Regions from separate parts of the Mus musculus genome. Here region 1 is linked to region 2. Evidence: chromatin loops called from intact Hi-C (ENCODE). Cell type or tissue: left cerebral cortex. All regions are shown on one strand. Each heading gives the region's core, and the rest is flanking DNA. Links, peaks and the distances in the headings are about the cores only.

The links. A loop is a pair of places that touch in the nucleus more often than their neighbours do. Peaks named below come from ENCODE experiments on the same cell type or tissue, not always from the same donor. Only the 100,000 strongest peaks of a DNase experiment are listed, where the experiment ranks them.
Region 1: a loop joins it to region 2, with 7 times the contacts of the local background. A loop is called at or near these places in 28 of 42 quality-filtered maps.

What each region holds. Positions count from the first base shown.
Region 1 is chr4:21,359,242-21,374,472 of GRCm38, reverse strand. No RefSeq gene overlaps it. Among named protein-coding and RNA genes, the nearest start is that of Prdm13, 320 kb to the left of the region's middle. In left cerebral cortex, for the core only: a CTCF peak has its summit at 6,030; a DNase peak (open chromatin) is centred at 6,024.
Region 2 is chr4:20,117,990-20,132,731 of GRCm38, reverse strand. Nkain3 (Na+/K+ transporting ATPase interacting 3) reads left to right here. Exons shown (of 6, transcript NM_001290410.1): 6 at 10,076-13,858. The coding sequence ends at 10,089. Among named protein-coding and RNA genes, the nearest start is that of Ggh, 83 kb to the right of the region's middle. In left cerebral cortex, for the core only: a CTCF peak has its summit at 10,208 (motif pointing left); DNase peaks (open chromatin) are centred at 8,039 and 10,198.

The DNA of each region.
Region 1 (15,231 bases), core at 2,450-10,449, 1.2 Mb before region 2:
AATTCCTAAGTTCCAGGGAGTCCTGGAACCAAGATGGCGACCGCTGCTCCTGAGGCTGAGGCCGCCTCCCGAGCCAGGCGGACACCTGTCCTCTGGTCTGGATGGTGGCCGGCTGTCTGCGGCCTGCAAAGGGTACTGCCTCAGCGGCTCTGTGCTTCCGCCTGTCCCAGAAGCTGTCTGGTTCTCTGGCGCACCCTCTAACCTGTTCAGACTAATTACCTAGGTCCCGCGGAGTCCCGGAACCCAGATGGCGACCGCTGCTGCTGAGGCTGAGGCCGCCTCCCAAGCCAGGCGGACACCTGTCCTCTGGTCCAGACGGTGGCCGGCTGTCTGCGGCCCGCCAAGGGTGCTGCCTCAGCGGCTCTGTGCTTCTGCCCGTCCCAGAAGCTGTCCGTTTCTCTGGCGCACCCTCTAACCTGTTCAGACTAATTTCCTAGGTCCCGCGGAGTCTCGGAACCAATATCATACAGATCTTTCACTTCCTTAGTTAGAGTCACACTGAGATATTTTATATTATTTGTGACTATTGAAAAGGGTGTTGTTTCCCTAATTTCTTTCTCAGCCTGTTTATTCTTTGTGTAGAGAAAGGCCATTGACTTGTTTGAGTTAATTTTATATCCAGCTACTTCACTGAAGCTGTTTATCAGGTTTAGGAGTTCTCTGGTGGAATTTTTAGGGTCACTTATATATACTATCATATCATCTGCAAAAAGTGATATTTTGACTTCCTCTTTTCCAATTTGTATCCCCTTGATCTCCTTTTGTTGTTGAATTGCTCTGGCTAATACTTCAAGTACTATGTTGAAAAGGTAGGGAGAAAGTGGGCAGCCTTGTCTAGTCCCTGATTTTAGTGGGATTGCTTCCAGCTTCTCTCCATTTACTTTGATGTTGGCTACTGGTTTGCTGTAGATTGCTTTTATCATGTTTAGGTATGGGCCTTGAATTCCTGATCTTTCCAGAACTTTTATCATGAATGGGTGTTGGATCTTGTCAAATGCTTTTTCTGCATCTAACGAGATGATCATGTGGTTTTTGTCTTTGAGTTTGTTTATATAGTGGATTACATTGATGGATTTTCGTATATTAAACCATCCCTGCATCCCTGGAATAAAACCTACTTGGTCAGGATGGATGATTGCTTTAATGTGTTCTTGGATTCGGTTAGCGAGAATTTTATTAAGGATTTTTGCATTGATATTCATAAGAGAAATTGGTCTGAAGTTCTCTATCTTTGTTGGATCTTTCTGTGGTTTAGGTATCAGAGTAATAGTGGCTTCATAAAATGAGTTGGGTAGAGTACCTTCTACTTCTATCTTGTTAAATAGTTTGTGCAGAACTGGAATTAGATCTTCTTTGAAGGTCTGATAGAACTCTGCACTAAACCCGTCTGGTCCTGGGCTTTTTTTGGCTGGGAGACTATTAATAACTGCTTCTATTTCTATAGGGGATATGGGACTGTTTAGAAGGTCAACTTGATCCTGATTCAACTTTGGTCCCTGGTATCTTTCCAGAAATTTGTCCATTTCGTCCAGGTTTTCCAGTTTTGTTGAGTATAGCCTTTTGTAGAAGGATCTGATGGTGTTTTGGATTTCTTCAGGATCTGTTGTTATGTCTCCCTTTTCATTTCTGATTTTGTTAATTAGGATTTTGTCCCTGTGCCCTCTAGTGAGTCTAGCTAAGGGTTTATCTATCTTGTTGATTTTCTCAAAGAACCAACTCCTCGTTTGGTTAATTCTTTGAATAGTTCTTCTTGTTTCCACTTGGTTAATTTCACCCCTGAGTTTGATTATTTCCTGCCATCTACTCCTCTTGGGTGAATTTGCTTCCTTTTTTTCTAGAGCTTTTTGATGTGTTGTTAAGCTGCTAGTATGTGCTCTCTCCCATTTCTTCTTGGAGGTACTCAGAGCTATGAGTTTTCCTCTTAGAATTGCTTTCATTGTGTCCCAAAGGTTTGGGTACGTTGTGGCTTCATTTTCATTAAACTCTAAAAAGTCTTTAATTTCTTTCTTTTTTCCTTCCTTGACCAAGGTATCATTGAGAAGAGTGTTGTTCAGTTTCCATGTGAATGTTGGCTTTCCATTATTTATGTTGTTATTGAAGATCAGTCTTAGGTCATGGTGGTCTGATAGGATACATGGGACAATTTCAATATTTTTGTATCTGTTGAGGCCTATTTTGTGACCAATTATATGGTCAGTTTTGGAGAAGGTCCCGTGAGGTGCTGAGAAGAAGGATATCCTTTTGTTTTAGGATAAAATATTCTGTAGATATCTGTCAGGTCCATTTGTTTCATAACTTCTGTTAGTTTCACTGTGTCCCTGTTTAGTTTCTGTTTCCACGATCTGTCCATTAATGAAAGTGGTGTGTTGAAGTCTCCCACTATTATTGTGTGAGGTGCAATGTGTGCTTTGAGCTTTACTAAAGTGTCTTTAATAAATGTGGCTGCCCTTGCATTTGGATCGTAGATATTCAGAATTGAGAGTTCCTCTTGGAGGATTTTACCTTTGATGAGTATGAAGTGTCCCTCCTTGTCTTTTTTGATAACTTTGGGTTGGAAGTTGATTTTATCCGATATTAGAATGGCTACTCTAGCCTGTTTCTTCAGACCATTTGCTTGGGAAATTGTTTTCCAGCCTTTCACTCTGAGGTAGTGTCTGTCTTTTTCCCTGAGATGGGTTTCCTGTAAGCAGCAGAATGTTGGGTCCTGTTTGTGTAGCCAGTCTGTTAGTCTATGTCTTTTTATTGGGGAATTGAGTCCATTGATATTAAGAGATATTAAGGAAAGGTAATTGTTGCTTCCTGTTATATTTGTTGTTAAAGTTGGCATTCTGTTCTTGTGGCTGTCTTCTTTTAGGTTTGTTGAGGGATTATCTTCTTGTTTTTTCTAGGGTGTGGTTCCCGTCCTTGTATTGGTTTTTTTCTGTTATTATCCTTTGAAGGGCTGGATTTGTGGAGAGATAATGGGTGAATTTAGTTTTGTCGTGGAATACTTTGGTTTCTCCATCTATGGTAATTGAGAGTTTGGCTGGGTATAGTAGCCTGGGCTGGCATTTGTGTTCTCTTAGTGTCTGTATAACATCTGTCCAGGCTCTTCTGGATTTCATAGTCTCTGGTGAAAAATCTGGTGTAATTCTGATAGGCTTGCCTTTATATGTTACTTGACCTTTTTCCCTTACTGCTTTTAGTATTCTATCTTTATTTAGTGCATTTGATGTTCTGATTATTATGTGTCGGGAGGAATTTCTTTTCTGGTCCAGTCTATTTGGAGTTCTGTAGGCTTCTTGTATGTTCATGGGCATCTCTTTCTTTAGATTTGGGAAGTTTTCTTCAATAATTTTGTTGAAGATGTTTGCTGGTCCTTTGAGTTGAAAATCTTCATTCTCATCCACTCCTATTATCCGTAGGTTTGGTCTTCTCATTGTGTCCTGGATTTCCTGGATATTTTTAGTTAGGATCTTTTTGCATTTTCCATTTTCTTTGATTGTTGTGCCGATGTTCTCTATGGAGTCTTCTGCACCTGAGATTCTCTCTTCCATCTCTTGTATTCTGTTGCTGATGCTCAAATCTATGGTTCCAGATTTCTTTCCTAGGGTTTCTATCTCTAGCGTTGCCTCACTTTGGGTTTTCTTTATTGTGTCTACTTCCCTTTTTAGGTCTAGTATGGTTTTGTTCATTTCCATCACCTGTTTGGATGTGTTTTCCTGTTTTTCTATAAGGACTTCTACCTGTTTGGTTGTGTTTTCCTGTTTTTCTTTAAGGACTTGTAACTCTTTAGCAGTGTTTTCCTGTTTTTCTTTAAGGGCTTGTAACTCTTTAGCAGTGTTCTCCTGTATCTCTTTAAGTGAGTTATTGAATTCCTTCTTTATGTCCTCTACCATCATCATGAGATATGCTTTTAAATCCTGGTCTACCTTTTCAGGTGTGTTAGGGTCACCTGGACTGGGCGAAGTGGGCGTTCTGGGTTCTGATGATGGAGAGTGGTCCTGGTTTCTGTTAGTAGGATTCTTACGTTTACCTTTAGCCATCTGGCAATCTCTGGAGTTAGTTGTTATAGTTGTCTTTGTTAAGAGATTGTTCCTCTGTTGATTTTGTTACCCTCAATCAGCAGGTGTGGGAGACAACCTCTCTCCTCTGAGTTTCAGTGGTCAGAGCAGTCTCTGCAGGCAAGCTCTCCTCTTTCGGGGAAGGTGTACAGTTATCTGGTGTTTGGACCTCCTCCTGGCTGAAGGTGAAGGCCCAAAACAGGATCTTTCCCAGAAGCTGTGTTGCTTTGGCCAGGAAGGTGGCCGGTTTTCTGGAGCCGAAGATGGCGCCGCCCCAGAAGCTCTGCGACTCTCGCCCGTACCAGAAACGGCTGGCCTCTGTATTCCACACGGTCACCCGTGCAGCCTGCCCTCCGCGGAGTCCCGGAGCCAAGAAGGCTCCTGCCGGCGCCTGTGACACAAACCTCTCAGGCCAGGCAGACCCCCGTGCTCTCACCAGGAAGGTGGCCGGCTGTCTGGAGCTGAAGATGGCGCCGCCTCAGAAGCTCTGTGTTGAAGTCCTTTTCTTCTCCTGGTTTTTTTTTTTTTTTTTTTTTTGCTCTGAAACCCAACATTTGCTAATTTCACCTGGTATGTTGTTCCATTTAAACTCTCAGAGGGCTTCTGACTACAAAAAATTCTCCACAGAGAAATGGTGAGATGCACACCACTGAATCCTGTGCATTTCTGACTCTGAAAGGCAAGCCGTGCACCTGTGCTGGGAGCCAGCAATTACTCAGTGATTGCTTCAGTTCCCTTCCAGGGAAGTGGAAAAGTGAACTATAGGACTCAGTGGAAGCCATGGAACTCTGTGCCTTTCTGTCCCAGTCTTGCACTTTGCTTGAGTAACTTTGCTTTAGTTTGAGTCTGGAGTGTTCTCCAAAGTTCAACTGATGAAGGGTTGGCCTATTGCTGAAGGGTGGTATTGGCAGAAAACCTAACGGAAGGAAGTTAGGCCTCAGCAGTGGGACTATTAGGACCTTCACCACTTCCTGTTTCTCTTTGCTTGCCAGCTTTTTCTGTCAATTTGCTTTTTTTTTTTAAATTATTTTAGCAGCCTCAGAGTAGGAAAAAAATATCCATCTTTATTCATTCCACATAATGGCTATTTATTTCTGGTTGTCAACTTGACTCTATCTGGAATGAACTACAATCAAGAATTGGAGGTCTCATCTGTGATCCAGATCTTGAGGCTGGAAGACACAAGTTTCTGATATGGATCTTGGCATGGAGATCTTGAGACACAGTGGCCATGAAAAACTTAGGCCCAGGCAAGGCAGTGCATGCTTTTAACTCTAGGAGACAGAGGCAAGTAGATCTCTGAGTTCAAGGTCAACCAGGGACAAAGCAAGTCCCAGATCCAGGCATGGTGGTACACACCTTTAATCTGGGCCACACCTTCTGATGGAGACCTACATAAGGACATTGGAAGAAGGAAGATTCATTCTCCTTCACCGGCTTGCATTTACTTGTCAGCACATCTGTTGGAACGTACTTCTACCGAAGACCAGCTGAAACAACTAGCCTTGTGGGACTGAACAACTACTAGATTCTTGGACATCACATTCACAGTTGACTATTGTTGGGTTAGTTGGACTACAGACTATAGGTCATCACAATAAATTCCCTCAGTATAGAGAGACACTCCATAAGTTCTGTGACTCTAGAGAACCCTGGCTAATACATTCCGTTACGTGGCCATAGTGAGTGTGGGTGGTTTTCCTGGTGATGAGAGTGACTCAGGAACCGGTTGTGGAAGCATCTGAAAAGAAAAGGTTACCATTCCGCACACGTGGACATCACTTTACACCAGTGAAGGGAGAATGGAACGTGGCCCATGAGACCAGTGGGTGCTTCCTGACTTTGAAAACTGTCACAATGAAACCACTTATCATACATAATTAATATATCCAAAAATTTCAACAAAAAAATTGGCTAAAGTGGAAGCTGAATTGGAAACATCTCCCATGCTTTCCTTTGTTACGTTCAGGCCTGCACTTACTTGCTTTGAACACTAGGGGTCAGGCAAGGAAAGGCTGTAGTTTCAAAGAATCCCAACGTTGTGTGACCATTGTCCCACTGTAAGAACAACTCAGAACTCTGGGTGTTTTGATATATTTTTATAAGCTTATTTTAATTTCACTTTTTAAAAACTATATGTTCAAATATTTTTCATGAAGAGAAATAGTTCCCCAAAGTTTAAGATCTAAAATTATAAGAAGTATACTCTTTACAATGCATGCCAATTTTTTTTTTTTGTAATAACAACATGCAATGCAAATATTTTTGAGGGAAGTCAATTTTTAGTTGTACTTTTTGAATCCATTACTTATGTATGATAAGGGGTTTCACTGAGACAGTTTAATACATGTACTGAGTGTATTTGATCATATTCAACCCTCATTACTTTCTTTGGTCCCAGTTTGACTCTTGCTGATCTACTTCCTCATCCCAATTATTTCTTCTTAGATTTTCAAATATACTATTCTTTTTCCTCTTCCTCCTTCCCCTCCTCCCCCTGCTCTTTTTTCTTTTTCTTTTTCTTTTTCTTCTTCTTTTTCTCTTTCTTTCTTTCTTTCTTTCTTTCTTTCTTTCTTTCTTTCTTTCTTTCTTTCTTTCTTCTTCTTCTTCTTCTTCTCCTTCTTCTTCTTCTTCTTCTTCTTCTTCTTCTTCTTCTTCTTCTTCTTCTTCTTCTTCTTCTTCTTCTTCTTCTTCTTCTTCTCCTTCTCCTTCTCCTTCTCCTTCTCCTTCTCCTTCTCCTTCTCCTTCTCCTTCTCCTCCTCCTCCTCCTTCTCCCTCTCCCTCTCCTTCCTTCTCCTTTCTTCTCCTTTATCTTCAATTTCTTTCTCCTTCTCCTTCTTTCTCCTTCTCCTCCTCCTCTCCCCTACTCCTCCTTTTTCTTTTTTGTGATCAATGAGCTAAACTACAGTTATCACATGAGGATATGTGAGAGATTATTTACAGGGGCATGAGTTCTCTGCCTTGGTTATATCATTAAAGAAAAATATGTCTTCCTTAATTGACTCTAGATCCTGAGGGAGAATGGGGCCTTATGATCCCCCTCTGCCCTCCTGGGAAGAGTGTGGATGGATTCAATCTGGTGCATGTTGTGCAGGTAACCACAGCTGCTGAGTTCGTGAGTACGGTGGCTTTGTTAAGACAGCATTCTACTGTACTTTTCTCCTTCTTTCCAGTTCTCATATTTTCTCTACTTCCCTCAAGATGTTTCCTGAGCCTTAGAGAGGGTGATGTAGGTACTACATTTATGGTTGAGAAATCTTCAACCTACAGTTTGTTCTGCTTGCAAGATGTGCTGTGGTAAAGGTTGTGCAGAACTTGTGGGGATTGCTAACCAATGACTGGTCCAACTTGAGACCCATGCCATGAGAGGGAGCTCATGCCTCATACTGTTTGGATGGCCAGGAACCAGAGTCTGGATAGCACAGAGACATAGAACAGAACCAAAAACTAAAACATGACGGGAAAAAAATAATGAATGAAGTTATTTCTGATGACATTCTGTTATACTTGTTGACCAGATCCTAGCATAATTGTTATCAGAGTAATCCAGCAAGTGATTGGAGCAGATGCAGAGATTCAGAGCCAAACAATAAGTGGAGCTCAAGGGAATTCTGTGGAGTAGGGGGCAGAAGAATTGTAAGAGCTAGAGGCATCAAGGATATTACAAAAAATCCACAGAACCAACTAACCAGGGCTCACCAGCGGTCACAGAGACTGACGTGACAATCAGAGAACCTGTATGGCCTATATTATGGTTCTGTAGCTTGGTATTCTTGAGAGGCTACTAACAGGGGGATTGAGGGCTGTCTCTGAGTCTTCTGCCTGCTTTGGGGACCATTTTCCTTCTACTGGGTTGCCTTGTCCAGCCTTAATATGTAGGGGTATGCCTAGTCTTATTATAACTTGATTTGCCATGTTTTATTGATATTACTGGTGGGCCTGCCCTTTTCTGAAGAAAAATGAGGAAGAGTGGATTTGGGGGAGAGAGAAGGTGCGAGGGGAGGCTGGAAGAAGAGGAGGGAAGGAAAACTGTGCTTGCGATGTGTTTTAGGGTTTTACTGCTGTGCACAGACTCCAATGCCAAGGCAACTCTTTTAAGGACAACATTTAATTGGGGCTGACTTTCAAGTTCAGAGGTTCAGTCCATTATCATCAAGGAGGGGTCATGGCACAATCCAGGCAGACATGGTGCTGGCAGAGTTCTACATCTGAAGACTGCTAGGAGAAGTCTGACTTTCAGGCAGCTAAGATGAGGGTCTTAAAGCCCATACCCAGAGTGACACACCTACTTCAACAAGGCTACACCTCTTAATAGTGCCCCTCCCTGGGCTAAGCATATACAAACCATCATAGGATGTAATATATAAAGGAAGAATAAACAAAAAAAAAGAGGAAGGAAAAGACACCTGCTCCCCACCCTGCACCATGGGCAGAGTCTCATTTTCATGGAGAAAATGGCTTCTGCTTCTGGGCAGTTGGACAGGAGAGGTGTTCTTCCCTTATTCTTGTGGCACCTCTCCACTAATCCTCATTTAACAAATTTAATTTATAAACTAGGCCTACAAAAACTGGATCATGGTAACTAGTAACAAATTATAAATGTAAAGATATATTAAAATATATTTTATATAAAGATGTATTACTGTATGAAAATCTATGAGTATTGGTCTCCCTCCACATCTCCTAGATTTTTAGACCACTTATCCATGTTTCTTCTTGTAGCACTATGTCATGAGGGTTAATTATGGTAAGCAAAAAAATAACAGACCTCAGCAAGGGCTACTTCAGGTAATGCGTAGAGAAGTTCGACCATGGCTTCTACCTAGGCTTGGGCCCTGGATCTGGCTTTATGCTTACCTTGAGCTCTACACACCTATCATCTTAGTTCCTCGTATTCTTCTTCTATGCTACATTTCATCCTGCTCCTATTCTCTGTTTGGTCTTATATAGTTGGAAGCCTTTAGTAAAAACATCTGCTCATCAGGTTCCCATCTATTTTGGGCATCTTACTTTGGCTTCAATATATATTATTATACATATAATAACATATAACATAAAATGTATAACATGTAATGCATAATGTATAATAGTTAATATAACATGATCTACCATTATACATAATCCTTAGTATTACTTAATCACAAGTATTGTTTGGACTCTAATATTATTACAGAAGTGGAGCTGAAGACCTTGAGCCCAATTAGATTGCTATAGCTTTGATCTACCCCAGGAAAGACATGTAAAGCCCACAGACTTTATTAGACCATATCCAACCCTGATTGACAAGATCATTATGGGGACTTGGGGGCTTGCAGCACACTAACAAAGTACATGTTATGTACTAACACGAGTATTACTCTTATCTGGAATATTAATGGAAGCGTTCCATAGTTAGAATAAATATTTAAATACTGGGAAGGGATGAAGAGACTAATGAGGCAAAGGGAAACTGTTTAGGTACTGAATTTAGAGACTCACAAAGCTAGGTGGATGGTCCGTAATGTGAATATAACGAATAATCAATGGGGAAAGTTAATTATTAGCTACTATCCCACTCAAAGTAAAAAGAAGTGAAGCTTAATAGCTGTGATCAAGTTCTATTATTCAACAAGCAATGCTAAAGATGATGTGATGGTGTGGTAAGAGGATAAACATGGACAACAGTTTTTGGCTTACTCTTCCTTTATGTAATTAATGGTAAGTGAATGTAGTGCTAAATAAACTCTGAAGAGGATTAGAGTGGTAAAACATGACCAGGTAGGCACATTCAAGCTTCACAGACACTCCCAGTAGGTGATCAGGAAACCCCAAAATAGCCCAAGTGGTACAATAGTGACACTTTCATCTTAGAGGCAAGCAACAGCTGTCTAATTGTACTTAAGATCCACTTAGTAGGAAGGAACTCATGCCTGGTACTGGGAACCTAGCTATCTGAAAAAGTCATAGACCTGCGAGGAGAGCCTACTAAAGTGTATTTCCTGACTGTATTCTAAATCATATACTTGCACCCACATAAGAGTAGCTCTTGCCCTTTATCAAAGAATCTTCCTCTTTGCCACTGATGGAGATGATTACAGAGCTCACAGTGGGTCAAAATCTAGGAAATATGTGACCACGGGGAACCCATTGCCAACTGATACATGTTTAACATAACTCCAACACCTAAAGGTCAGAAAACATTGTGTAAAAAGGGGTGGGAAGATTTTAGGAGCCAGAGGACTGGGATTCCTGCCTCTAGATAGTGTCTGTGCTATATAATCTTGCCAATATAGATGGGGGGAGATCTCACAAAGCCAAAGTCAATTCATAGATAGGAGCAAAGGGAGATCCAAGTTTCTCCAGGAATGAAGCCAATGATTGGTTAGCTAATCCCAAGAGGTCATCCGTAAACACATTCATATCTGACCAACAGTAAATTGACTTCGTGTGTGTGTGTGTGTGTGTGTGTAGCAATAATAAAGAAGAGGTCAAAAAGTTGGGAGTTACAGGACGGTTTTTTTTTTGGTTTTTGGTTTTTGGTTTTTGGTTTTTGGTTTTGGGTTTTGGTTTTTGGTTTTTGGTTTTTGGTTTTTGGTTTTTGGTTTTTGGTTTTTGGTTTTTGGTTTTTGGTTTTTGGTTTTTGGTTTTTGGTTGTTTCTAAGACAGGGTTTCTCTGTGTAGCCTGGGCTGTCCTGGAACTCACTCTGTAGACCAGGCTGGCCTCGAACTCAGAAATCAGGAGGAGTAGTTTTGAGGAATAGAGGTGGAAATGATGTAAATGCAGAAGTTGTGTATGATATGTTCAAAATGTTAAATTAAAAAGAACAGAAATTACTGATGCTAAATTTTTTTTTCCATTTTTTATTAGGTATTTCACTCATTTACATTTGCAATGCTATACCAAAAGTCCCCCATAGCCACCCACCCCCTCTCCCCTACCCACCCACTCCCCTTTTATGGCCCTGGTGTTCCCCTGTACTGGGGCATATAAAGTTTGTGTGTCCAATGGGCCTCTCTTTCGAGTGATGGCCGACTAGGCCATCTTTTGATGCATATGCAGCTAGAGTCAAGAGCTCCGGGGTACTGGTTAGTTCATAATGTTGTTCCACCTATAGGGTTGCAGATCCCTTTAGCTTCTTTGGTACTTTCTCTAGCTCCTTCATTGGGGGCCATGTGATCCATCCAATAGCCGACTGTGAGCATTCACTTCTATGTTTGCTAGGCCCAGGCATACTATACTCTGATGCTAAATTTTAAAAAATGCTAGTGGCAAGGCAAGTTGTAAAAATTTGTGCTAAATATCTACATTCTTTTTTTTCCATTTTTTTATTAGGTATTTAGCTCATTTACATTTCCAATGCTATACCAAAAGTCCCCCATACCCAGCCCCCCCACTCCCCTACCCACCCACTCCCCCTTTTTGGCCCTGGCGACTTGACTCTAGCTGCATATAATATCTACATTCTTTAAGAGTGTAACTGAAGTCCAAGGGTGGCTATACATTCCTCTATTCTCAGTCCTGCTGAAGCCAGAGGATCATCAGTTGGGAGCCAGACAAGCTTAATAGTGAGTTCTTGGGTAGCCTGAACTACATAGTGAGACTGTGTTATTACCACTTCTCACAATCAACTTAAACATTGAACTCTATTTTTCTAGAATTTGCAAAAGTCACTGGAATATATATGTGGAATCATTCATGCTATTGCAGTTCTCTCTCTCTCTATCTCTCTCTCCTCTGTCTCTCTGTCTCTGTCTTTCTCTGTCTCTCTGTCTCTCTCTCTGTCTCTCTCTCTCTGTGTTCCTATCTGTATGTGTGCATGGGGAGGCCAGAAATCAATGTTTGGTACCTTCTTCTATCGTTATCCACTGTATTTCTTTTGAGACAGGGTGTACTGGCTAGTTTTGTGTCAACTTGACACAGCTGGAGTCATCACAGAGAAATGTGCTTCAGTGTAGGAAATGCCTCTATGAGATACAACTGTAAGGCATTTTCTCAATTAATGATCAAGGGGGAAAGGCCCCTTGTGAGTGGAACCATCTCTGGCCTGGTAGTCTTGGTTCTATAAGAGAGCAGGCTGAGCAAGCCAGGGGAGGCAAGCCAGTAAAGAACATCCCTCCGTGGCCTCTGCATCAGCTCCTGCTTCCTGACCTGCTTGAGTTCCAGTCCTGACTTCCTTTGGTGATGAACAGCAGTATGGAAGTGTAAGCCGAATAAACCCTTTCCTCCCCAACTTGCTTCTTGGTCATGATTGTGCAGGAATAGAAACCCTGACTAAGACAAAGGGTTTGTCATCATCACAAGCAGGATGTTATCATTAGTATTCTTAAGTAGGGACATACAACTTTTAGATTTGGCTCATTATCTTAATCCTGACCAAGTTAAACCAATTAGTTAATAAAGTATGGCTGAGGACTTGACATTACAATACATTTCCACTCACAATGTGAATGGTAGCTGTGCCAAATTCAGTTGAAACCAAAAAAAAAAAAAAAAACACTGGCAGGAGATACTTATCAATCTCGATCTATGATGTGCCTTTAGCTAATATAGAAGGGCAAGTTTAGTGAGTTGATGCCCTTGTAGTTACAGTGTTATGCAATAATCTTTTCTATTAGCTAGCTTATGGGTCCTTACCACCTTTGAAGAACAAAATCTCAAGAGTTCAACAGTTGTAAGGAAATGGACTGTGCTTGCAAGCAAATGAAGTTGCAAAAAAATCTTTCCTCCCACAGGGTTCTAAATACTGGAAATATCCAGGTTAAAGTCTGCACGGGATACAGCTATAGCTGTGTCTATATTTTACTCTGTAGGCATTATGAGAACACAAAAGTGTAGTGATAGAAAAACAACCTAGTGTATTTAGATTCTGTCCTTTTCTAAACTGTGACTTCTTTTTTCTCTTCTGGGTGATTTTGCTCCAAATAGTTATCTGTACTGTATACTGTGGATCAAAGTCTATAGTCACATGCCCCAGGCCAAGGATATACTACCTGTTATTACTGGAATGCTGAATTGGAAATATTCTTTTGGGAGCGGGTGGGGAGGAATTTGAACAAACTAACTGAGAGTTAGTTTTGACACATTTCGAAACAGGAGCTGAAATGATTCTGCAGAGGTAGTTGCTGTTAGCAGCATTAAAGATGACCAGAAACAGAGAGATCAAGATAAATGATTCCATTTCACAGCATTGGAAAATGTGAAAGGGGGAGTTTCTGTAGACAGAGAAGGCTAAGTTTGATTAAATCAGGCTGAGAATGATGAAGTGTGCAGGCCAATGTTTCTAGGGAAGTGGCATCAGAGAATCTACCTTCTCATCAGTGGAGTCTTACAGTGTGTTAGAGAGTGTGGTGCAATCATGACTGCAAGCATTGTTTTCTTTTAGATAATTGTGAGGACTACTACACAAGTTTGAGAAAGAAACTGACCTTATCTTTGTAAGAAATTACTCAGCAGATCAGAACATATGCCATGCATCCTGCTCCCTTGCAATATATAGCATCAGGAGAAAATATGGTGTAACTGTAGAAACATTTCATACGGAGCTGGAGAACATGCACAGACACACACAGACACAGACACAGACACACACACACACACACACACACACACAGACACACACACAGACACACACACACACACACACACACACACACACACACACACACACAGACTTATTGGTTTAGCAGTGCTAACTTGCAACATCTGGGTGTAGAAATTGGAACCATCACTTCTAAGGCTAGGAGGCATCATCTTGACTTCTGCTTTCACAGTGGCAAAACAGTGAGGGGAGCTGCCCTTTTGACTCTCTTCTACCCTATTTGCTTTTCTCAAAGAGGTGAACTGAGCATTCCCTTAAAATGTTTTCCAACTGGGCAGAGACATAACATTAATAGGGGCCCCCAACACCGTGGGTGTGTGTGTGTGTGTGTGTGTGTGTGTGTGTGTGTGTGTGTGTGAGAGAGAGAGAGAGAGAGAGAGAGAGAGAGAGAGAGAGAGCTCCCAAGGTTTAAATTATTGAAATGTTAACCTCATTTTGAAATATCAATCCCACTATGGTATTTACTGCTGGGGCCTCTGTTTAAGTAATATCATTATTCAGAGCCTCATGATTAAATCTTGGTAGATTTTTTTCAAAAAGGGTGAGAAATTAGACTGACAGACACCAATGTGGGAGTCCTACTTCTTGCCACGTGATTCTGTGATGTCTCAAATCTCATCCAGAAATGTTATCATGATGTCAGACCCAAGGCATCAAACCTCTAGACATGTGGTAAAAAAGGGTTTCTTAATAAAGTCATACTTGGGTATTTCATAACAGCAACAAGAAGACACTGAATACAAACTGTTATTGCAATTTTCATAGAGAACTTGGAGCTGTAGAGTTTGAGTATATCCCACAGATAACGTTTTACTTCTTGCAATTCTGAGATCAAAGTGAAAAATTCAGGATCAAACACTCAAATCATATCTCAAAGGCAGCTCAGGCTCTCTTGTTGTAGAATTAAAGCAAGTTTTGACTCATTGGCCACAGGATAGAAACCCTGCAAGGAGTCAAAGCAGGTTCCTAGGAATGATACATATAACTGGAAAGCTGCTTTAGTACTTTGGTATGCTACACAGTGTGGAAGGTCCCAGTTTATATAATTGCTACCTTGTTTATATAATATTTTTTTCTGTAATAGTACGAATTTAGCATTATCTTCAAGTCTTTTCCAAATTGTTTTTTTTTTCTTGTTAGGCCAGGACAACATTAGGGTTACATTTGGGATTTGATGCAATCTCCTCTCTAGGCAAGCCTTTTCCATCTTTGCACGTTCAATGCTGCATTAAGTGCTCTCTGTGTTTAAACTTCCCCAACGTTGTTGCAATGTTGTCATCTTTGCAATCAATAAAATCTCTTTGTTGGCAGCATTACATCTTAGGTGAACAATAAATGCTTATCTAGAATGTTTTGGGTTTTGTCGTCTTCACAGATTGCTGAGATGTAATTTTTCTCAACTCAGAGTATTGATTTTATGACCCCGTCACAGAATCTCAGGTCTGGAAGTACCATAGCAAGCACTCTATATTTCTGGCTCCACTGTGAGCCAAGGAACTTAGCACAAGGATTTCCTTTAATTTTCATCCAAAGACCATTTTTGTGTTTAATAATCTATAAGATTCTCAGATCTTCAGTTTTTCTTCTATCCATATTAAATTATCAATGCT
Region 2 (14,742 bases), core at 6,743-14,742:
TTTCTCCACATCCTCACCAGCATCTGCTGTCACCTGAATTTTTGATCTTAACCATTCTGACTGGTGTGAGGTGGAATCTTAGGGTTGTCTTGAGTTGCATTTCCCTGATGATTAAGGATGTTGAACATTTTTTCAGGTGCTTCTCTGCCATTCGGTATTCCTCGGGTGAAAATTCTTTGTTCAGTTCTGAGCCCCATTTTTAATGGGGTTATTGGATTTTCTGGAGCCCACCTTCTTGAGTTCTTTATATATATTGGATATTAGTCCCCTATCTGATTTAAGATAGGTAAAGATCCCTTCCCAATCTGTTGGTGGTCATTTTGTCTTGTTGACGGTGTCTTTTGCCTTGCAGAAGCTTTGCAACTTTATGAGGTCCCATTTGTCAATTCTCGATCTTACTACACAAGGCATTGCTGTTCTATTCAGGAACTTTTCCCCTATACCCATATCTTCGAGGATTTTCCCTACTTTCTCCTCTACAAGTTTCAGTATCTCTGGTTTTATGTGGAGTTCCTTAATCCACTTAGATTTGACCTTAGTACAAGGAGATAGGAATGGATCAATTCGCATTCTTCTACATGATAACCACCATTTGTGCCAGCACCATTTGTTGAAAATGCTGTCTTTTTTCCACTGGATGGTTTTAGCTCCCTTGTCAAAGATCAAATTACCAAAGGTGTGTGGGTTCATCTCTGGGTCTTCAATTCTGTTCCATTGGTCTACTTCTGTCGCTATACCAGTACCATGCAGTTTTTATCACAATTGCTCTGTAGTACAGCTTTAGGTCAGGCATGGTGATTCCACCAGAGGTTCTTTTATCCTTGAGAAGACTTTTTGCTATCCTAGCTTTTTGTTATTCCAGATGAATTTGCAGATTGCTCTTTCTAATTCGTTGAAGAATTGAGTTGAAATTTTGATGGGGATTGCATTGAATCTGTAGATTGCTTTTGGCAAGATAGCCATTTTTACAATGTTGATCCTGCCAATCCATGAGCATGGGAGATCTTTCCATCTTCTGAGATCTTCTTTAATTTCTTTCTTCAGAGACTTGAAGTTCTTATCATAAAGATCTTTCACTTCCTTAGTTAGAGTCAAGCCAAGGTATTTTATATTATTTATGACTACTGAGAAGGGTGTTATTTCCCTAATTTCTTTCTCAGCCTGCTTATCCTTTGTGTAGAGAAAGGCCATTGACTTGTTTGAGTTAATTTTATATCCAGCTACTTCATTGAAGCTGTTTATCAGGCTTGGGTGTTCTCTGGTGGAATTTTTAGGGTCACTTATATATACTATCATATCATCTGCAAAAAGTGATATTTTGACTTCTTCCTTTCCAATTTGTATTCCCTTGATCTCCTTTTGTTGTCTAATTGCTCTGGCTAGGACTTCAAGTACAATGTTGAATAGGTAGGGAGAGAGTGGACAGCCTTGTCTAGTCCCTGATTTTAGTGGGATTGCTTCCAGCTTCTCACCATTTACTTTGATGTTGGCTACTGGTTTGCTGTAGATTGCTTTTATCATGGTTAGGTATGGGCCTTGAATTCCTGATCTTTCCAAGACTTTTATCATGAATGGGTGTTAGATTTTGTTAAATGCTTTCTCAGCATCTAACGAGATGATCATGTGGTTTTTGTCTTTGAGTTTGTTTATATACTGGATTACATTGATGGATTTCCGTATATTGAACCATCCCTGCATCCCTGGGATGAAACCTACTTGGTCAGGATGGATGATTGTTTTGATGTGTTCTTTGATTCGGGTTAGCAAGAACTTTATTGAGGATTTTTGCATCGATATTCATAAGGGATATTGGTCTGAAGTTCTCTATCTTTGTTGGGTCTTTCTGTGGTTTAGATATCAGAGTAATTGTGGCTTCATAGAATGAGTTGGATAGAGTACCTTCTGTTTCTATTTTGTAGAATAGTTTGTGAAGAACTGGGATTAGATCTTCTTTGAAGGTCTGATAGAACTCTGCACTAAACCCATCTGGTCCTGGGCTTTTTTTGGTTGGGAGACTATTAATGACTGCTTCTATTTCTTTAGGGGATATAGAACTGTTTAGATCATTAACCTGATCTTGATTTAACTTTGGTACCTGGTATCTGTCTAGAAACTTATCCATTTCATCCAGGTTCTCCAGTTTTGTTGAGTATAGCCTTTTGTAGAAGGATCTGATGGTGTTTTGGATTTCTTCAAGATCTGTTGTTATGTCTCCCTTTTCAGTTTTGATTTTGTTCATTAGAATGCTTTCCCTGTGCCCTTTAGTGAGTCTGGCTAAGGGTTTATCTATCATCTTAATTTTCTCAAAGAACCAGCTCCTCGATTGGTTGATTCTTTGAATAGTTCTTCTTGTTTCCACTTGGTCGATTTCACCCGTGAGTTTAATTATTTCCTGCCGTCTACTCCTCTTGGGTGAATTTGCTTCCCTTTGCTCTAGAGCTTTTACATGTGTTGTCAAGCTGCTAATGTGTGCTTTCTCTAGTTTCTTTTTGTAGGCACTCAGATCTATGAGTTTTCCTCTTAGAAATGCTTTCATTGTGTCCCATAAGTTTGGGTATGTTGTGTCTTCATTTTCATTAAACTCCAAAAAGTCCTTAATTTCTTTCTTTATTCCTTTATTTGACCAAGGTATCATTGAGAAGTGTGTTGTTCAGTTTCCACGTGAATGTTGGCTTTCTATTATTTATTGTGTTATTGAAGATCAGCCTTAGTCCATGGTGGTCTGATAGGATGCATGGGACAATTTCAATATTTTTGTATCTGTTGAGGCCTGTTTTATGACCAATCATATGGTCAGTTTTGGAGAAGGTCCCCTAAAGTGCTGAGAAGAAGGTATATCCTTTTGTTTTAGGATAAAATATTCTGTAGATATCTGTCATATCCATTTGTTTCATAACTTCTGTTAGTTTCACTGTGTCCCTATTTAGTTTCTGTTTCCATGATCTGTCCATTGGTGAAAGTGGTGTGTTGAAGTCTCCCACTATTATTGTGTGAGATGCAATGTGTACTTTGAGCTTTACTAAAGTTTCTTTAATGAATGTGGCTGCCCTTGTATTTGGAGCATAGATATTCAGAATTGATAGTTCATCTTGGAGGATTTTACCTTTGATGAGTATGAAGTGCCCCTCCTTGTCTTTTTTGATGACTTTGGGTTGGAAGTTGATTTTATTAGATATTAGAATGGCTACTCTAGCTTGTTTCTTCATACCATTTGCTTGGAAAATTGTTTTCCAGCCTTTCATTCTGAGGTAATGTCTATCTTTTTCTCTGAGATGAGTTTCCTGTGAGCAGCAAAATGTTGGGTCCTGTTTGTGTAGCCAGTCTGTTAGTCTATGTCTTTTTATTGGGGAGTTGAGCCCATTGGTATTAAGAGATATTAAGGAAAGGTAATTGTTGCTTCCTGTTATTTTTGTTGTTAAAGTTGGCGTTTTGTTCTTGTGGTTGTCTTCTTTTAAGTTTCTTGAGGGATTACCTTCTTGCTTTTTCCAGGATGTGGTTTCTGTCCTTGTATTGGTTTTTTTCTGTTATTATCCTTTGAAGAGCTGGATTCGTGGAAAGATAATGTGTGAATTTGGTTTTGTCGTGGAATACTTTGGTTTCTCCATCTATGGTAATTGAGAGTTTGGCTGGGTATAGTAGCCTGGGCTGGAATTTGTGTTCTCTTAGTGTCTGTATAACATCTGTCCAGGCTCTTCTGGCTTTCATAGTCTCTGGTGAAAAGTCTGGTGTAATTCTGAAAGGCCTTCCTTTATATGTTACTTGACCTTTCTCCCTTACTGCCTTTAATATTCTCTCTTTATTTAGTGCATTTGTTGTTCTGATTATTATGTGTTGGGAGGAATTTCTTTTCTCGTCCAGTCTATTTGGAGTTCTGTAGGTTTCTTGTATGTTCATGGGCATGTCATTATTTAGGTTTGGGAAGTTTTCTTCTATAATTTTGTTGAAGATTTTTGCCGGTCCTTTAAGTTGAAAATCTTCATTCTCATCTACTCCTATTATCCGTAGGTTTGGTCTTCTCATTGTGTCCTGGATTTCCTGGATGTTTTGAGTTAGGATCTTTTTGCATTTTGCATTTTCTTTGATTGTTGTGCCAATGTTCTCTATGGAATCTTCTGCACCTGAGATTCTCTCTTCCATCTCTTGTATTCTGTTGCTGATGTTTCTATGGTTCCAGATTTCTTTCCTAGGGTTTCTATCTCCAGTGTTGCCTCACTTTGGGTTTTATTTATTGTGTCTACTTCCCTTTTTAGGTCTTGGATGGTTTTATTCAATTCCATCACCTGTTTGATTGTGTTTTCCTGCAATTCTTTAAGGGATTTTTGTGCTTCCTCTTTAATGTCTTCTACCTGTTTAGCAGTGTTCTCCTGTATTTCTTTAAGTGAGTTATTAAGGTTCTTATTGATGTCCTCTACCCTCATCATGAGATATGCTTTTAAATCCGGGTCTAGTTTTTCAGGTGTGTAGGGGTGCTCTGGACTGGGCGAAGTGGGAGTGCTGGGTTCTGATGATGATGAGTGGTCTTGGTTTCTGTTAGTAAGATTCTTATGTTTACCTTTAGTCATCTGGTAATCTCTGGAGTTAGTTGTTATAGTTGTCTCTGTTTATAGATTGTTCCTCTGGTTACCCTCTATCAGCAGACCTGGGAGACTAGCTCTCTCCTCCGAGTTTCAGTGGTCAGTGCACTCTCTGCAGGCAAGGTCTCCTCTTACAGGGAAGGTGCACAGATATCTGGCTTTTGGACCTCCCTTCTGGCCGAAGATGAAGGTCCAAAACAGAACCTTTCCCAGAAGCTGTTTTGTGTTAGCCTATCACAGAAGCTGTTAGCTTCTGTGTGCACACTCTCACCTGTGCAGACTACTTTTCGGTGGGGTCCTGGAACCAAGATGTCTCCAGCCGTTCCTGAGGCAAAAGTGTCCTGGGTTGGGTGGACACCTGTCCTCTGGGCGGGAAGGTGGTCGGATGTCTGGAGCCCGAAAAGGGTGCTGCCTCAGAAGCTCTGTGGGCCTGCCTGTCCCCAGAAGCTGTCAGCTTCTGTGTGCACACTCTCAACTGTGCAGACTACTTTTCGGCGGAGTCCCAGAACCAAGATGGCTCCCACTGATCCTCTATGTTTTAATTTATATTGAGTGAAAGAAAGAAATAGAGAGAGAAAAGAAAGAAAGAGAGAGAGAGAGAGAGAGAGAGAGAGAGAGAGAGAGAGAAAGAAAGAAAGAAAGAAAGAAAGAAAGAAAGAAAGAAAGAAAGAAAGAAAAAAGAGAAAAAGAAAAAGAGAGGGAGAGAGAGAAAAGATAGACAGGAAGAAGACAGGAAGAAAGGGAGGGAAGAAGAGAGGGAGGGAGGGAGGGAGCAAGGAAGGAAGGAAGGAAGGAAGGAAGGAAGGAAGGAAGGAAGGAAGGAAGGAAGGAAATAAATCTAGCAACTAGGGTAATGGTTAACAACTAAACTGTCGTTTACCCCTGTTTGGAGAGGGGAAATAGGCTTTCTCCAATGAACTGACACTGAGTATATCTCATGTCTTATGTAAGGGCATGTCTCATGTTTAGAAGTAGTTGATCAGCATATAATATACTCCATAGCTTTTTTCCTCGATCAGTTTTCACAGCTTACCAAGCAAGATGTATAAAATATGCTAGCTCTGTCCTCTGTGGTACATAGAGAACTTTTATTTGGCCACAGTTTGGTGAATTGTTGTTGGTTTTGTTTGTTTGTTTGTTTGGTTGGTTATTGACTTTTTTTGAGGGGTTAATATTTTATGTTGTTTTCTTGATTGGGAGGGGTGTTGTATTGGGTTTTTGTTTGTTTATTTAGGAAAGAACTAAGGTTGGTTAGGTAGGGAGTAGGAGAGGATCTGACAGGACAGAGGTCTTGGGAAGAATATGACTGAAATATATTTAAATTTAAAATGGTTTTAAATAAAAAATATAATAAAAAAGAAGAAAAACTTATAGTAACTAATTGTCAGCAACAGTAGCTTAAATAAAATAAAGATGAATAAATGATAACTCTCCTTAATGTTGTTTCCATTTGTCCTCGATCACTTTTCACAGCTTACCAAGCAAGATGTATAAAATATGCTAGCTCTGTCCTCTGTGGTACATAGAGAACTCTTAACTAAGTTTTGTTCCTAGTGATGGCTGTCTCACTCTTTCCATTGCTAATCATGGAGTCCCACTCATTGAGAACCACCATCAGCCCCTGGAAACAGAAAGCAGTTTTAGAAACATTAGCCTTTGAGAACTATCTCAAGGGCACTACAAAGGCAACACACTCAGTGCAGTCTTAGTTGTTCCAAAGGAGAGACAGGATTTTCTGTACATATAACACAAGGATTGCTTCATCTCAGCATTTTAGGTCCACTCATGTCACCAAACCATTCATCTTTTAAAAATCAGTGTATGTGTTTTGTGTGTGTGTGTGTGTGTGTGTGTGTGTGTGTGTGGTTTCAGCACAGCAAGGTCTCAACCATGCCTAGAATTCAGACTCTTGCCTCTTGGGTGCTACAATTAAAGGGTTGCACCACCACACCCCTCTCAAAGATCAGTTCTTTACAACTGTGTGTGTGTGTGTGTGTGTGTGTGTGTGTGTGTGTAGTGTTGCACGTGCGCTATGTCAGATATGTGGAGGTCAGAGACAGTTTGCAGAAATCTTCCTTTGCTTCTGCCATCTGTGTTTGAATTACATTAAAAACACTATTACACTATTTCAAGTCTTTGGAAAAACAATACTAGAAATAAGCAAGGACAGAACACTCTCTCTCTCTCTCTCTCTCTCTCTCTGTCTCTGTCTCTGTCTCTCTCTGTCTCTCTTTGTGTGTGTGTGAGAGAGAGAGAGAGAGAGAGACAGAGAGAGACAGAGAGAGACAGAGAGAGACAGAGACAGAGACAGAGACAGAGAGAGAGAGAGAGTTCTGTCCTTGCTTATTTCTAGTATTGTTTTTCCAAAGACTTGAAATAGTGTAATAGTGTTTTTAATGTAATTCAAACACAGATGGCAGAAGCAAAGGAAGATTTCTGCAAACTGTCTCTGACCTCCACATATCTGACAAAGCGCACGTGCAACACTACACACACACACACACACACACACACACACACACCAGACATAACACCAAGAAACTTAGAAAACAAGTAGAAAGAAAAATTATTGCAAGATTACCAGGAACACATTGAATTAGCATCATTGTCTTGCCATCTGCTTTTTCTCTGCCTTTGGAGGCTGGGTTAATCTAGCCATTAATAAACTTTATTCATGCACCTATTTAAAAGCAAGAAAGTGAGGAGAGTCATGAGTTTAAGGATCCAAAATCAATACCTAGACCTATTGCTCATTTATAACTATTTCTATGCCACATAAAAAAATGCATGTATACCACCACCAACCAGATATGGACACCAACCAGATGCCTGTCTGTAAAGTCAAGCCTGACCTTGAACTACTCTATTTAGTAACATGAACCAAATCTTGATGTCCATAATTAATTAGAAAAAAATTAATTATGGGAAAATCTTAATAATTAAAATAGATTGAGGAGACATAATGGTCTAATGTAATGTGGATTATCATTTAAACAAATCTACTATAATGAATATTTCTGGGTAATTGGAGCAATGCAGGTATGAAATGTATTAAATATTATTAAGAACTGAGGTGGTGGAGACTAAGTAAAAGTAAGCAGACAAGCAGGCATATTCTTATAGTCAGACAGGTAATCCTGGCCTCTACACACACTTTTTTGGGCCAGGTAATTCCTTGGATCAGGTCTGTTCCACTGTGAAACTGCTATCCAGTAGTATCCTTGGCTCCCATATATTAGATACAGTAAGGCTCCTGCTTTAATCTACTTCACTCAAACAAGCTTCATTGAAACCAGCTTCATGTGTTCACAGAGACGTGATCTTTAGAACCTACACTCTTCCTGCTAACTTAAGACTGTATGAAGTCATAAATTCCTATTTTTATAATCACATCTCTTTATGTCCCCATGGAAATCACAGTTAAAATGCAGAGTGCAAGGATTAGACTTAGGAGCTTGCCACTCAGACTCCAAAGAAACAGAAGCACAGAATCAACGCTGCAGCAAGACTCCAGATGGCCAAGGGCCTCCTAGGTTGTGCAGGAGGAAACACAATTTGTGGAGAGAAGAGAGACACAAGAAAGGGAAAAGTAAGAAGCCAGAGATTTTTTTAACTATTTCAAATTATGACTGAAAAGTGCATCCCAAGCAATGAAGTCACTGAGCTACACGAGTGGGAGAGAAACGTCTAGACAGTGAAAGTAGTGTGAAACAGCTTTCCTTGTCAGGTGCTTAGGATTATTGTGTTAGTCAGGGTTCTCTAGAGTCACAGAACTTATGGGTAGTCTCTATATAGTAAAGGAACTTATTGATGATTTACAGTCTGTAGTCAAACACTCCAACAATGGTTAGCAGCAGCTGTGTGAAGGGAAGGCCAAGATGTTGCTCAGTCCCAAATGGCAAGCAGGCGAAGGAGAGAGAGAGAGAGCCTTCCTTCTTCAAATGCCTTTATATATCTCCATCCGAAGGTGTAGCCCAGATTAAAGGTGTGTGCCACCACACCTTTAATCCCAGATAACCTTGAACTCAGGGATCTCCCTGTCTTAATCTTCTGGAATCCATAGCCACTGTGCCTCAAGATCTCCATACCAAGATCCAGATCAGAAACTTCTATCTCCCAGCCTCCAGATTAGGGTCATGGTGAGCCTTCCAATTCTGGATTGAAGTCCATTCCAGATATAGTCAAGTTGACAACCAGGAATAGCCACTACAATTATTTTGGGAGGGAAAAACTCTTATGACTTCGATGAGCAGGGTAGAAAGTGTCTTGAGTGGCCACTAGCCGCACATAGGGAAGTATAGAGCTCACCTGAGTTCTTGTAGCAGAATGAGACATGGCAAGCTAAGCACTAGTACAAGTGTACAGAGGCCAGTTTCCCCTGGGCTGTCAAATGAGTGTTAAGGTTTAGACCAGCTAAAGCTTCGCAGAGAGAGATGGAGAGAGCTAACACACTCTACCTGGCTATGCAGGTATGGTGCTGAAGCTGACTTTGACTTTGAGCACAGACACACCGTTCACATCTAAGCATTCCAAAGGCTACAAAAGAAGTTGTGGGAACACTCTGTTCAAAATGTGGAGACCGGAATGATTCACACAGGAGGGTTGTAGTGCTTTGGGATTGGCCAGACAAGCAAACTTTACATTGGTGGTTTTGGGATAGGGGGGTGCTGCTGGAGACACAGAAGCAGGAACTGAAACAGGAGGTATGGGGGTAAAGGATAGAGGGGGAAAGAAGAAAGAGTTGGTAGAGATGTTAAGAAACTGGCCTATGCAGTAATTGAGCCTGGAAAGTCTTCAATCTGCAGTTGAGGCTAGCAGATTGAAGAACAGGACTAAGTCAATGTTACAAATGACCTGACAGGAGAGCCCCCTGTGACTCAGAAAACCTCACTGTGTGGTGAGGCTTTCGAATGATCCCACAACGTCCACCCACACTGTGGAGAAAGATAAACTTTACCTACTCCATGGACTGAATGTTAATCTCATCTGAAAGACACTGCCAAGAAGAGCTTTTTTGTTTGTTTGTTTTTTCCCTCCTGGTGGAGTGGTGGGATGTGTTGTTTTGTTTTGCTTTCTTTCTCTTTCCCCACCAAATATTTAGGCACAGTGACCAAGGCAAATGAATATGTAATGCTATATATCCCAGGATAGGATATTGGTGAGGGAGCCAGGTCCACGATTTTTCTCAGACCAAGACCGGTATCATGAAGAGGCTACGGGAGTATGGCTAGTAAATTGGGGATATATAGTGCCTTCCCTTCCGAGACAGTGAGTCCACCTCATCCCATAGTCCTGTGGCTGTCAGCTGTCTCCCTATCTGGACTGCCACAAACTGATCTGGAAAGCAGAAGAGCTGAGCCTTTAACCTTCCTAGCTCCTGGGTCCAAGAGAAGCAGGCCCACCCTAAATTGCTTTGCATTTCAAAAAGCCTGGAGAAAGAGACAGGCTTTTCATTTATCAGCACTGGAGTTTTTTAAAGCAATTTATATTTTCTTTTTCAGGTCGAAATAAGTAATGACATTGACTCTGAAATGCGGCTCCTGGACTTGAGTTAGGGAACAAAGCACCATTGGCCTCTAGCTCTGGGGATCCTACAGCGTCACCTTCCTCCTAGACAGCAGGACTGCGCCCCCTGCCGACCAGACCAGCGAACACGGAGCTGCGAGGTCTTTGGTCTCAGCCTGTGTAACATTAGCGTTGTTTGCTAGATGCGTTCTGGGTGCTTGGGTGGGTTTGTTTTTTTTGTTTTGTTTTGTTTTGTTTTGTTTTTAAAGTCATCTTCTTATATAAGCACTTGTAAATTGTAAAAAAAATGGTTTTAAATTGTTTTTAATTTAACTTGAGGCATGCAAAATGAAAAAAAAAAATCTATGAAAATCTTCTCCAAGTCATTTCTAAGAGGATTGTCTGTGTTATTGAGCTGTGACATCCAGGTTACTGGACCCTGAACCCTGCTAAGCTAATGGTTTTGTATACACAGACATTGCCTTTGGGCATCAGACACAAGGGTAGACCTGTGGCAGACTGCACAAAGACTGGATCTAACTTTCCAACCTAGCAAAGATCACTGTTTAAACAGCACCAGACACAGACAAAACATGAAGCCCTTTGTTCTGAATCTCTAAAGAGTGCACAATCTCTAAATAGTCCGATATAAATGTGCAGATCCGTGTATCTCTTGTCCTTGCAATGTTCCAAGACACACATGTATGTGCGTGTTTATATTATGACTGAGTACAAACCCAGAATGATGTGTGGAACCCTTCCTAGGCAGGGAGTTGGCTGGCTGTGAGCTTCGTATTTTCTGCTCTTAGTTTCACTCTCACCACTGATGTCAGACCTATACATACAGCTCAAGGGCTGTGGGACAGAAATCACAGCCATAAATCTGTAGTCAGGAACGTTTTGAATATTCAAAGGGGGCATTCAAATGCTATAGAATTCTCTATAGAGATCTGTAACAAAAATATTTATGCCTGAGTTACATCAGTTTTTCTTTCTTTTTCCCCATTCATCCCAATAATCAAGAAAATTAAGTGGAAAATCTAATTTTCTAAGGGGGAGAATAGGTCCATCTTGGAAAAAGTATTGCAATTCTGGGGCCTTTTAGATTCAAATGAAATATAGATATGGTGAAATGCATAGGTTTTTAAGGGTACAATGAGAAGTGCACAAACTTAATGAGCAGTGCTTCAACCAAAATACAGAACATGTCTGACCCTTTAGGAACCTTCCTTGGTCCCCTTTTCCATTGGTCTCCATGATGCCATTGATCCCCAACAAATACCACATTAGAAATTGCAGTGTGCTTGACTTAGTCTGCTGATGTAAACTGGTTTTGACCAAATACCTGGCCATTGTAAAGTGGCCAAGTAGATGGATAAAATCCATGTTGATTCTCACTGCTAAGGTTTAACTGCATCGCTGATGAACTGTCTGCTCACCGTATAAGGCAGGTATTTGTCTCACCACATTGTTTTCCTGTCTCTGCCTTAGTTCTCATGTGAAAAGCCATTCTGGTCCTTTTGTACACACACAAAAATTGAGTCTTCCCTTCATCACAGTTCTGTCTGTCCACTGTTTGCTCCAGAGTCAGTCCAGTGCAGCTCACATATCTCTAAGGCATCCATAAACCACTGAAATTGGTACAAAGTTTTGTATGCTTGTGGAAGTCTCTCTGTTCCCTCTTCTCCCTCTTATATGCATAGATTTCATGAGTCTGCTATCAGAATTTAATGCAATCCCCTCTGCCCTAATGCCTCGAAGTTCATGTACTAGGCTGTATCCTGTCCTTTAGCTGGTACTCCCACTGAGTTCTCTCCTACAGAATAAACCTAGATTCTAAATGACAGGGAGCTCTTGGAACCTGAAAGGTGGTGCCATCAAACTCCCATTTGAGGAGACCAGGGTTGTGGCAGGGTGTAGAAGAATAACACAAAGGCCATGTCTTGGCACCAAGTCTTTGCACTCATGACCAACCTGGCTCCAGGCACAGCCTTCTTTTGAATGAATGACTTACTCTTCCTTGGAGCAACCAGCTAAATTATGTGGAAATGCAAGAGCTAGGATGGCATCAGCTTATTTATGGGAACTTCCAATCATGTGCCAGCAAAAGTTAGGCAGAAAGATAAAAGGATTAGAGAACTCTCGGACATGAAGTGGCTTGAGCATGGAGCAGTCCATATCAGAGAAAAACTATATGAGTATGTTCTCCAATGATCTTAGCCTCCTTTTTACCACCATAGAAAGGGTGAGGGTGTGACCCTGAAACAAGAACATGTCTTCATACAACTCTAAACCTTGAATGTGGTTGGTTCACCTTTTTTTAGAAGATAACATGGCATCTTGTTCTAGCAATATATTGATGCATTTTCTTATCCCTTTGGTAAAACAAACCTCGCTGTTCCCATAAGCCCAAATAACAGAGGCAGCTATCTTTTAGTAGCTCAACCTGACAGGATATAGCAAAATGACTGGCTACCTGTTTCATCCAATGAACAGCCCTTTTCTGATAAGCGAAATTTGTCTACGTTAAAATCAACTGAAATGTGTGTTGTGAAGGCGAGAAAAAACATCATGACCGCTAAATGGAGGAGCAAGTAAAAACCAAAATTGCACTTTTTGTCTCTGAAAATTAGAATCTTGCCAAGATAAAACAGACTTTCATTTTTTTTTTTTACTTAATCTTAAATTTTATGTTCCCAAAATAGTCTCACTATGGAAAACAGAGATTCTGAGTGTGTGGTTTTTAAAGTAAATACTTATCACTTATGAGTCACTTTAATAAGGAATTCAGAAAAAAAAACTTTATAGGTTGATTAGAATTCAGGTGTTCTGATTTGACATTTTAGCCCAAACAATATACACTTTCTTTCAAGAGTTGGATGAATAAAGTAGGAAAAAATACAAATAACTGATGTGTTATGGACTGGCCATGGGCAGCTCAGATGAAACCAAGTCCAAGACAGATATTTCTACACTAATGAGCTAACTCCAGGGTGGCTTAATGTGTTCCTGAACTAGCCCCAAGCTGTGAGCAAAGCTACTGACCAATGAAATGTTTACAAACTTGGATTTTTGGAAAAGGCCCTTAGACCTGGCTTCTCTACTCTCTCCGTGGATACCCATCAGCAAGAAGAAATAAAAACTGGCTTCTGGTGTGGTCCTCGCTTCAGTGACTGTTGATCTTCTGACACCATTGTTGAGCTCACACATGCCCACTTGTCTTTTAAAGACTCGGAAACCTTAAATTTCCAAACTTACAAAACATATTTTCAATAAGCAAGTGGTCTATAACATTTTGAAGTCAAGGAGTCTTTTAAGTGTCCAGAAGTCAACTTTAAATATTTGTTATAAATAAGGCTACAAAATAAGAATATTTTATCCAAGAGCAAAACCAATGGAAAGCATTACTCCTTGTGTGATTAAGTAATGTGCCACTCAGAAAGGAAGTTGGTACATTTTAAACATCAGACAAATGTATTTATTAAGAAAATGAAATCTGAAAAGTGGAAGACTAGAAAAATTCACATTTTGTTTTGTGAGTGGTATCTCTTTTGCTCCTGAAGAGAGTTTAGAGAAAAGGCTATTTCTTCATGGTGGATAAACCTTCTTAAATCCTGGGATCTTTCAGGGAGTCAGCACCCACAGAGAATTAACCATTGCCTTTGAACTTGCATTCATATAAAGGGCATGGATCCTATTAAATGGTAAACGCTTTAAAAAATGAAATATTCAAAGGATCCAAATATGTGTGGGCTTGAACTTGAAAGATAAGTTAAAAGAATAAAGGAATGGATGAAAGAGAGCAGCAAAGAAGGAGCAGAGTGAGAAGTAGGTTGAAAGAATGGAAACGGAAAGTTACGCCATCTTTATTTGGATAATGCCAGTTTTGCTTCTTTGGTCAAATGGCTGTCTTTGTTTCACTGAGTAAAAACACTGAAGTACATTTCCCTTCCTCTATAGAGCTGGTAAGAAGTAGTGTGATGAAATAGATAATCTAGGTAGTTTTCCTCATAGTATCTGCCTTTATAAATAACCAGTCAGTCTACTTTAGAATTAAGTTGAACCACAAATGACCATTACTGTCACCAACACTAACAACGAAATGACAACAGCTTAACTGAGAGAACTATTCCTCTTCATATTCTAAAGTTCTGAACAGCATCCGCAGGGAACAGCATGGGAGCTTCCTCGAGAGCTTGAGGTCTTGCTGCTTCATCTTGTGAGGTTATGGTCCTCAGATCATAACAACATTCACAATGACTGCTGAAGCATATGTCTCCTTGTTTAATTCCAGCCAGGGGAACTAAAGGGAATAAAGGCAAAAAGAATGACATTTCTTTTGTTTGAGGACACATCTCAGAACCTGGCTTTTTTTTTTAAAGATTTATTTATTTTATATGTAGGCACACTGTAGCTGACTTCAGACACCCCAGAAGAGGGCATCAGATCTCATTAAAGATGGTTGTGAGCCACCATGTGGTTGCTGGGTTTGGAATTCAGGACCTCTGGAAGAGCAGTCAGTGCTCTTAACCACTGGGCCATCTCTCCAGCCCCAAGTATGTCTACTTATATCATTTGCCAAAGTTTGGTCTACCCCAAACTTTATAGCAAAAAATGCTGGACACTAGAGCCTATATTCTAGATGAAATTGTACCCATCTAAA